Regions from separate parts of the Homo sapiens genome. Here region 2 is linked to region 1. A link is an interaction called in ENCODE POLR2A ChIA-PET data of the cell type or tissue named here. Cell type or tissue: A673. All regions are shown on one strand. Each heading gives the region's core, and the rest is flanking DNA. Links, peaks and the distances in the headings are about the cores only. Region 1 overlaps LOC101927421 (a long non-coding RNA gene). Region 2 has its middle 90 kb from the start of LINC02240.

Region 1 (5,391 bases), core at 315-5,314:
AACATAGGGGGAGGAAGAAAGATCACAGATAATTACAGTACGGTGTCACAAGTACTGGAATAGACTGTCCAAAGAGAAGAGGCCATGAATAACTAACAGGAGGTGCTGATAAAGCTACACAGAAGAGGTAAGGTGAAACGTGAATTTGGTTTTATAAGGATGCAAAGGATGCAGTAGGAGACAAAGAAGGGGAATATACTTCCAAGTTACACCTTCTACGGGAAATGTGATTCTGAAATAATATTTAGGATTTCTGCAGCTTTGTTATAGTTATTAGTCAGACTTGGTAAATAAAGCATGGCCCAGCTGATTGTTTGGTTAAATCATTTCATGATCAGTGTGGGTCCTCACACAACTATTTTGGCGACAGTCATCAGAGCTGTTGCTAAAGAGATGCTGAAATGAATGGATTGGCCATGTTGCAGCTCAGTTCACCAGCAGATATAGATTCAGAGGCAAAGAAATATACTAGCTGACAGCAGAATCAGGCTTTGCCTTTATAGACCATCCCTCTAGTCTCATACCCATCCAAATGACAAATCCCCCATCTGCTCTCAACCTGCCTCCTGAGCCAGTCATATTGCATCAGAGGCCCTATAAGCCAGCAGCTTCCCAAATTGCCCTGGCATTACAGGGGGATGTCTTGCTCTGTGACACCCCATCTAACTTTGGGAGAAAATTCCCATATTTAGTAATGCCTTGCCCATCTTTTCCCAGCAGTTTTGTTTTTTTTTTTTTTAAAGAGTGAGATCTTTAGGAATCATGTTGAGCTTTGAAAAACAAAAGAATTCCTCAACTTGAAAAATAGAGATAAATTCAGATTTTTCAGACTCCTAAGATTCAATCTTCGGAAGCCACAGCCATACCCCCACTGTGGGGATGGCGGTCACTGTCACAATGGTGAGCCTCCTGTTCAGCTATTTTGTCCTGAAACAAAAAAAAAGAGCTCTGTGATAAATCACATCTGCAAGATGTGTTTCATATGTCAAGCACACATAGCTTCTAAATCAAATGCTGATACATGACTTATTCCGTCAAAAGTAAGCAGAATGCTGTAATTTATAATCATCTTGAAGCACACTGCGGAGAAAATGAAAGCAGACCATTAAATTTTAATGCCTGTTCAGCTCTCTGAAAAAGAGTGTTTCTGGCCACTCTGGAAGCAGGGTAGTGTTTCTCACACCATTGTGCACAACCCCAAAAACAGTCTGTGTTTGCCAACATTTGTGGAAACTAATTGAAAAAATGATTTAGCTGTTAAAAGCAGCCATCAGTCAGGAAGTTCTCACGAGCACAGAGGTGCCTGAAGAGGAGCCAGTCCCGTCCAACGCCCCAGTCCCCCTTAGCTTTTTAACAATCGTCTGTTGTTGTGCAAGCCAGCTCCCCGCAGCAGGGCTGCGAGCGAATATTCATTGGGGTGTCATCTCTGCTTAGACTCTCGTCCTGCACACCTATTCATCTGGGTTAAGTGAACAGCAGCATCAGCTCAAATTAAGCTGGCTTGAAAACAGCCACTGTTAATAATTTCTGCTGTGATTCAACTTAGCTTTGGCTAACAGGTGAAGATGTTTCAAAACGGAGGCAATTACAGCTCTGAGAGTGCTTTCCCGCTGCCTGTGTAATCAGAGGAATGGAACACTAGCTCCTCGCGTGCGTGGGGAAGGGCCAGCACAGCCACCATTGGGCTGCATTCGTTATCTGCTAGATTGAACAAGCTGCCTGCCGGGGACAGATGCTTAGCGCAGTGATTAGAATATAAAGCAGTTGCAAAGGCTGAGGGGATTGGAGTCAGCATCCTTTATCTCAACTTACTACAGGCTTTTCTGGTCAGATAACAAGTCTTCCAAACCGTTCTTTATAGACGAGAAATCATATGTATATCAATGCATGAAGACTCATGCATATTCATTAGCCTGTACCCTGTGTGAATTTTCCATTTAGATGGAGAACTGTAAAAAAAAAAAAAAAAAAAAAAAAAAAGAAGGGGAGGTCTTCAATTCTATGTAAGTTTAGTTCCTTTTATAGCCAAATTTTTATGACAAGGAATAAATGGAGGGAGTAAGTGTTAAATATGTACAATAAAAATGCTTGCCAAATTTACTTCATTATTTTCTGAGATTGAAAAGCCCAATAGTTTTACAAATTTCCAAACAGCTTTCATATTTAAGTTTAAAAAAGAGGAAGATAAGTGAAAACTTTGTATAACCCTAGATTTTCACTTACTCTGTAAGGAAAGAAAACTGAAATTATGTGTGGGTTTTGTTACTTTTTAAATTACAGAGATAGCATATTTCCATCTAGAGGGAAATCTATCATTCTAGCACAAAAGTAATTTTTCACGTCAACTGTGCATAACATCAAATTATAGCAAAAACATAGCTGTATACTTCCTAATTGTGGGAATTTTCATACGGTTTATTTCCAGCCAAACATTTTTCCTCTTCTACTAAAAGAAAATCAAGCAGGCTAAATTGAATTTTTATACATTACAATTTCCTGAAATGTAGTTGTTAATGCCTTCTGATGTGCCTGAAGGCATGAATCTTAAACTACCTTTCTCCCCCCAACCAAAGAACTAGGGAAATGAAAAAGACCCTTTCTGCTACTGGTATTAAATTTCCATCGTATACATTAATCTGCTTTCAGAGTATTCTCCTTCAGTGTATTTTCCATTAAGGGCCTATAATAAAGTCCTTGGTATCTTATGTTTAAAGAGCAATTGATTATAGAGCTGTGTATCCCCAAACTATGCATATTTTCTACAAACCACAGAAAAGCAGGGAGGGGTAGCTGGGATGAAGTAGAGGGGGAGGAGAAGATGGAGGAGGGGTTAGCCACATGCTCACTTTTATTTAACAAATCTGTTAAGAGCTTGGAAATAGTTCTCATTTTATAACACCAAGGTTATACTAAGCAATTTATTTCCAGCTAGGTTTTTTAAATAGAGATTAAATAGAGATTGTACTTCTCATCAATTATTTAATAGGCTTTGAGGTTGTGTGTGTGTAAACGTGTGTGCTTAAGAAGTTTTGGGGATACAGGAGTAAATGAGAAAAAAAAAAGGACAATAGAGTTTATAATTGCTAAACATATGATCCAAAGCTGTGTTTGAAATACCTGCTTAACAAGATAGCAAATGACTTGTCTCTTTTAAAAGGTATTTCTTTCTTTCTTTCTTCATTCTTTAGAACCATTCATCTAGACTATCTTGGAATATTCTCAGCAAGAATCCACTGCCTACTGTATCTTCCCCTGACAATTACTGTTGCTCCTTACCCTTGAAGCTTTGAAAGCCTGTGTAACATTAGCCTATCTAGCCCAGTGAAAATGTCTTTACAGATTAGTGTAATGTTAATACTGCTGGCTCCCCGCTTTTGACCTGAAGTGGAATATATTGCACTGCTGGAGCAGATGGAATCAGTTTCACTGGGCTACAGAGATTGGTTGGCTGCCTGCCAAAAGTTCAGTGCTAGTGGCAGTGGAAGCTCCAGCTCAGAATAGCAGGCTTGAATCTATTCTCTGCTCTTGGAGAGAAAACAAAAGTGTCACATAAGTTTGTGTAGAATCAAAATACGTTGGTTAAGATTGTTCATCTGCAGATGTTGACCCAGCATTTGAAAAGTAATTGAATCTTTTGGTGTAAAATGGAGACATCTTTATTCACTTTTGCTGAAAGACATGAGACAAAAGCCAGAGCAAAGAATAAAAAAAGAAATTATCTGAACTCCATTTAACCTTCCAGTTGAATGCCTATCTCACCATAAGAATACAAATGTGTACTTGTAGAGTGTTTAAAGCCTGTCTCCTATTTTATGACTGCAAATAGATCTTAGTCTAAAATAATAGATCAAATTCATAAATGGGGGAAAAAAGATAAGCTTGTATAGCCGAAGTGAAATAATTATCCAAATAGTTCCAAACCAGAATCTAAAACTGGGGATGTGGGGCGGGGAGATCTATTTCCTAAGTTATCCATACTAGCTTTATTATTGACTGCATCATTCAGATAAATGTTCAAAATCCTTGCTGGATTTGTATGAACAGAAAAAGCATACAAATATTTGAAATCATATCTTCCAAAATAGATTTGCCTGTTGATAGCTGTCCTTTCACCTGGAACACTGGGAACACTGATTAAAACCATTAATAACAGCAGCTGAAAACTATGGTTGTCAGATTTAGCAAAATAAATAAATAAATTATGATGTGTGGGGGACTAGGGGGCTCCAATTTGAATTTCAGATAAACAACTCATGATATTTTAGTATAAGAATGTCTCAAATATTGCATGGAATATGGAGCATGCACAATTTGGAATATACTTATACTAAAATATTATTCATTTTTCATTTGAAAGTTGACTTAATTGGGAATCCTGCATTCTACCCGGCAACACTGAAAGATGTACTCTTTATTTTCTTACTTCCTGAATGTACTAAGACATCCTTTCCTTCACACACACACATGCACACACACACCCTAACTTTCAATTAACACAGAGGGGTTTTTTGTATTTATTCATCAGGTTATCTCTAAGTTTATTTTAATCATATTTTCCTCTCAAGTACTGCCTTTCCACAGCAGTAAAACATATGCTGTTTGCTGCCTAAGTAGATGGGTAATGTAAGCTGTGATGTGGAGAGAATTCTTCTCTTATCCGTTCTCTCTGAGGGTGTAGTTACAGAAACATATATATGTGCTTTTATCTGTGATAAGAGCTACCATCTGCTAGCTGCAATGTGCACAGCTTACCGTCTGAAGTGCTTATACATATTATGAAAACACACAGCTTTTGTGTATGTTGAGAATACATATAGACTCTGTTCTAATAAACCAGAATATTAGCTTTTGAATATGTCAGATCGATGCAAAATATAACCATAATTATGGACAAGAACGATTAGAGCTGGCACGTTGCCATGTGTGTATTTATGCCAGTAGCATCTTTGAGATCTTTTAATATTGCATTATTTGCAACCTCTTCCTATGAGATAGTTATTTTAGAAAAATGGACCCTTTTCAATGAGGAAAGGCTTTTGCTTCATTCAAGGAGCAAAGTTTCATGCCAGGGATACCAAATCCCTGGGATATGGGCTCCATATACGTGAGCAACGGGAGAGACTGAGACCGCGCGACAGAACATATAAATCTGAGTTACTTTGACCTTTAATCCAGGAGAGCACGAAGAGAAATGCACTAGGAAGGTTGGTTTGTAGCTGTCTGGAGACTGATAAGCTGTAATAAAGGTGCACTCAGTTGCAATTCATCTAAAGCTTCCATTGCTATCATCCTCCTTTTTCGATTTTTGTTACCTCGAGTACTTATCTAAATCCCTTTCAATGCCAGCTTGAATGCACTTTGTGTTCTCTCCAACTGTGACTAGGGCTGTCT
Region 2 (5,391 bases), core at 139-5,138, 200 kb before region 1:
AGTATGATACAAAATACAGTCAAAAGGAATCAGGAAAGTCTGCAGATGGATGTTACAACCACACTAAGTCTTGAAGGATAAGGGAATTTAGCCTGGAGAAAGGAAGCAATGTTCATTTCAGGCAGAGGGAAAAGCATATGTTGATATACAGCTTTGGGTTTAAATCACATCCTGTTAAAAAGGCCTTCCTTGACTATAATACAAATGTTATTTATATTTTATAGAAACAATTAATAATTTAGGAAAATTCTCTACCTCTTTCCTCAAAAAAGTATTTGTTTTTTACAAATGGAAATTTGATATTTATAATAAAACAACTAATAAATGACTCAATTTGACCTCATTCATTTTAAATTCTTCAAAATATACATCTTGTTTATTTGTTCATCTATCCAACAAAATTTTATTGAATCTACATAAACTTTTCCTAAGAACTATGGTAGCTACTGTGAATATAAGGGTGAAAAAACAAATGTAACCTCATGCTGTCATGGAGCTTATAAATCTTTGAGGCCATCTCTCCTCAATCATCATGAACGTGGTGAATGTGTCTAGAAGAAAATTTCCAAGTGAAACTCATATATTAGTGTTTGGGTTTTTATTTCTGCATAACAAATCATCACAAAACATAGTGTCTTAAAATAATAATTACTTATTATCTCACAGTTTCTGTGGGTCAGGAATTTCAGAGCAGCTTAGCTGGGCTATTTTGGCTGGGGGTCTCATGAAGTTTTGGTCAAATTTTGGCTGAGTGTAATCTTTTTGAAGGTTAGGCCACACTAGAGGATCTGCTTCCAAGGACACGCAGACACAAGGCTGTTTGTGGGAGGCCTCAGCTCCTTGCTGGTGCACTTCTCCACACAGCTGCGTAAGTGGCCTCATGGCATGGCACTGGTTTTCCCCAGAGCAAATGATCCAACAGGCCAAGTTGGAAGCTGTGGCTCCTTTTATGACCTAGCCTCAGAAAAAAACACAGGAACTCACCCATAGTATTCTACTTGATAAGCTTTGATTCAATGGTGAAGACCAAGCTAGGGCATAAATATCAGATGGTGAAAATCACTGGGGACAGCCTTGGAGCTGACTGCCACGAAGACCAAGCCTTTGTTCAGAAAATCTCTACATCCGGGAATCCAGTTTGTGACATAATCATCAGTTCAAAATGCTCACTTAGTTTCATAATAACCTGAAGTTGACAGCTTTTTTGCTTTGAAGAATGAATCTATAAGTTTATGAAGGAAATTTTCAGTAAGTCTAAGGTTTTTGGGTTTTTTGTTTGTTTTCAACTAAATAATCTTCTCTAGTACTTTGAGACCATTATTTTCAATCAGAGAGTAAGCTTACACTCTGCTCTGAGTGAAGCATAAGGGCCCCAGTAGGTGCTGAAGTGGAAATATATTCTTCCCAAACAGTGAAAATTCTTACTCGCCAAGGAATCATTTCATCTTTTTCATCTGAGAAAGATATCAATTTTTCAAAATTTCTGTTGCCAAAAAGTTAAAAGTACCGATTTAATTCAGAATCTTACCAAATGAAAGAATTCTTTACACAGCATCCCTTACAGATGGTCAATGGGTAGTTGGACTACTTTTCATGACAGGAGGCTCTTTTCTTCGTGGGAAACAGTAAATTCATATTCAGTATAGAGCCAAAATCATCAGTTCGCTGAAACCTCAACTCAAGGATTTTAATGGTGCCTTCTGGAGCCGTGTAAAACAGGTTGGCTCTCTTTTCTGCATGATAGCCCTTTTCAAAGCTGAAGATAAGCTGTCATTTCTTGCCTTTATAAACAAGTAATAAATTTACCATAAATTGAGATTCTAACTATCTATAAGCCATTATTATTTAAATCCCCTGAGGCTACATTCTATTTATCTGGTTGTAAGTCTTCACTTTTTTTTTTTGCAGATATTGTTTAATTCAAAATTTATGTTATTTTTTCTTAGTCCAAGTGTGAATTTTACTAAATGCAAAAGCGAATACTTGTTAGATGTCTTAGAGGTTGTGAATTTGATTTAGCAGCCCTCTAGAAATATGAAGCTTAACTGAAGCAAATTCCTTTTCTTCTACCTTTACATCTATTTCCCCACAGAAGGGCTTAAATATCAGATTGCAAATCCTAACTGCTACTTTCTTCTATCTGGTTGACAGGTAATCTTTGGGTTTACTTGGAGTCAGAGATGAGATTACTTAATCCCAAGAGTCCTACTTTCCCTTTTGCCTAAGGCCTTCTTGGTGTTAATCAGGTGCAAGGAGAGATGCAGAATTAACACTTTCAGGAGCAACATTTACCTTCCTCTCATTAGCTGCACTGCAGCAATAATGATGCAATAACACCCTTTATTGTTAAGGTTGCCATACTTTAAAGAAGTCTCTAGTGCACCAGAGACAGTTCATAGATATTGTTCTCAGCCATAGAGTTACCAGAGAAGAGCTCGAGTTTTGTAGACAATTTGCTCAATATTGTTATTCTTGAGGACTAACTACTTTTGAAAAATTGTCTTGCTGTTGGTGGCTGATTTGTTGCCTTTTCTTCAGCCTTCCTAAATGGTGAAATGCCTATCTTATGATAGAAATATTTCCATCTGGCTCTGTGCTCCTTTGAGCTGATGCCACATGGAAAGATTCTTCTCTTTCTCTTTATACATCAACAATTAAGATGGTTATTTCAGACTTTCTGGAGAGTCTTATCAATGCCAATAGCTATCATTGCACACAACGGTATTCTTTAAAGTGCCCTGTTGTATAGCAGTCTCAAAAATTATGTTGAAAAAGTAGTATCCCTATTCATATAATACAAGTAGTTTTTTGTAACTAGTAAAACCAGTGATCTGTGCAGGGTAAGAACAAGGTAAACATGACTTATCTCTGCATATTTATGCCCTGTTTACTTTCTTCCGAAAGTATTCAGGATGAGACGAAACTGAAAGAACTATACTCTTCAAATAAGAGAAGAAATGGCCTTACCAAAGACAGAGTCCGGTGAAATCAACTCTCACTTCAGATGCTAATATTCTGGGTTTAAAATGTAAACAATTTAAAACTCATGTTAAAACAGGCTGTTCATTAAGTTTATAGAGCCATGTTATGTGGGTAGGTGGAAAGTTAGACTGTAAAAATTTAAGACTTTGAAGATTAGGCATAGTAGGGAAATTGAAATTAAAATCTGATCCTCACTGTGACTTTTATTGCATATTTCTAATTTAAAAGTCATTAATAAAGATGGAGTATATTTCATCATTGTAAGAACTTATTGAATAGCATAAATAATTCATTTCTAGGAAAACAGAGAAATTTCTCATGATGTCTTTTGTTGGCAACTAAACTTTGAGCTCTTTGTAGGCTATATCTATGTTGGGAGAAACAGACAGACTTTAAAGAGAGTAAAATGGTCTGACTGACTTTTTTGCAGGTTATATCTGAAGAAAGATGTTGTAAGGAAATCATAGGAATGAAATAATGTCACGTGATTTCTCCTTTTATAAAAATTAAGCTCAAAAATTAGTTCTAAAGATAATATTACCTTATGTAAATGGTAGATTACATTATTGCCTCAAGACATTATTATCTTGATGAATCTATATACAGGGTTATCAAAGAGAAAAAAGACAATGCTAAATACTCCAAATGCTCTAAATAATGTTTGGATGGTCAGGGAACATAATGGTACCTTACAGCTGCATAAAAAATGCTTATCAGACAATTATAATGTACTTAACATGCTTAAAGCACTACATAATACTCAAAATGGTCTCTTTTCTATATTACCCAACTTTTAGTGGAACATTAGGAAGTTACTAAAATTATGTATTATCTCTCTTTTATAGATGACTAAACTAAAACAGAAACGTAATGACAGTAATAGATTTAGATTATAGGTCAATGAATGACTCATTTTGTGTACCTACCATTTTCCTCTCTGTATCCTCCAGGATTCTATAGCGCACTATTATGAATAAGAGTAAAGTTCTCTGGCTAAAATCTCTGTGGTTATATTGCCACATATTGCATATGGGGTAATAAATCATTGTATGGCTGGCACATGAATTGTAGGAATTTATCAACCTAACCAGGGCAGTTTTGAGAGTGAACGGGGACGCTACTAATGATTATGTCAGGACCTTATGTAGTGACTGTAAATATAAGGAGACATGGGAAAACTGTTGAGAAAAAAACAATTGTGTATATTTCTTTTTGTTTTGTTTTCCCAGAAGAGTGAGATTCCTTTTCTTATGCATATGTGAATTTTGCTTGTGTTTTGTTTTTGCCAGAGTAAGAGGTGTTTGAGGAACATAATTTCATTCTTAACCAAGACAAAGCACTTTTTTCCTCTTTACTTCTCAATTTCTCTGAAAGCATTATTCTGGTTAATCAGCCACATTCAATTAAATAGTATGAAAGATAATCATAGAGAAAATGTTCCATCTTCAGAGATTTTCCAGGATATAAATTTATGTATGTGTATTTGTACACATGTTTTTTGGTCTTTTTTTTTTTTTTTTTTTTTTTGGACATGACTTCTCACTCTGTCACTCAGGCTGGAGTGCAGTAGCATGATCATAGTTCACTGCAGCCTTGAACTCCGGGACTCAAGTGATCCTCCCATCTCAGCCTCCCAAGCAGCTAAGACTACAGGTGTGTACCACCGCACCTGGCAAATTTACTTTTTGTACAGATGGGGTCTTGCTTTTGGCCCATGCTGGTCTCAAACTCCTGGCCTCAAGAAATCCTCCTGCCTCAGCCTCCCAAAGTACTGGGATTATAGGCATGAGCTACCACACCTGGCTTTTTTTTTTTTCTTAAGCAAATTGATTGGGATAATGAAAATGACTACTGTTGAGCACTTTTTAAAGCATTCAAATGTTGCATAAATATGTTTAAATCTTCATTAAAACTTAATTTTGGAATGCTAAGAGTTACAATCTGAAACCAACAAATTCAGTGCTTACATTACCAGATTTTAATTTTTATTTCTCAATAACCTAAATAAGGAATTTTAATGCATTTATATTATTTCTAAAATGCATTCTTATTTCTACTAGCTTCCCTTATTTTTCTCTTATTCCGTTTTCTGTTTCTTATCATTTTGCTTCTTTAGCTTTTCCTTTCCTAATTATTGTTTGGTCACATTTTATTTCATTCTTGTTTTTTTGAAATACATAATTCTAACTATATTTTTTCTAGCTAGTACCATATATTATAAATTTTAAAAGTTCTGGATAAATTTTCCTAACAACATCAAAATCAATCAGTAACTTTATTAATCAGCTTTGCTTCATGACAAATAACCTCCAGGCCTCAGTGGGTTACCACAAAAAGCCCATTTCTCTCTTAGGTTTTATGTCAATTTTAACGGGTTGACTGTGGCTCTATGACATATATATATTTTTT

What was found. Peaks named below come from ENCODE experiments on the same cell type or tissue, not always from the same donor. Only the 100,000 strongest peaks of a DNase experiment are listed, where the experiment ranks them.
Region 2: POLR2A ChIA-PET joins it to region 1 with 11 read pairs; 2 of 35 experiments call an interaction of 5 or more read pairs at or near these places.

What each region holds. Positions count from the first base shown.
Region 1 is chr5:125,196,793-125,202,183 of GRCh38, reverse strand. All of the region lies in intron 4 of LOC101927421 (a long non-coding RNA gene), which reads right to left. Among named protein-coding and RNA genes, the nearest start is that of LINC02240, 290 kb to the left of the region's middle. In A673, for the core only: no CTCF peak of the experiment used is centred there; a DNase peak (open chromatin) is centred at 3,423; H3K4me3 peaks cover 468 bases.
Region 2 is chr5:125,400,483-125,405,873 of GRCh38, reverse strand. No RefSeq gene overlaps it. Among named protein-coding and RNA genes, the nearest start is that of LINC02240, 90 kb to the left of the region's middle. In A673, for the core only: no CTCF peak of the experiment used is centred there; no DNase peak of the experiment used is centred there.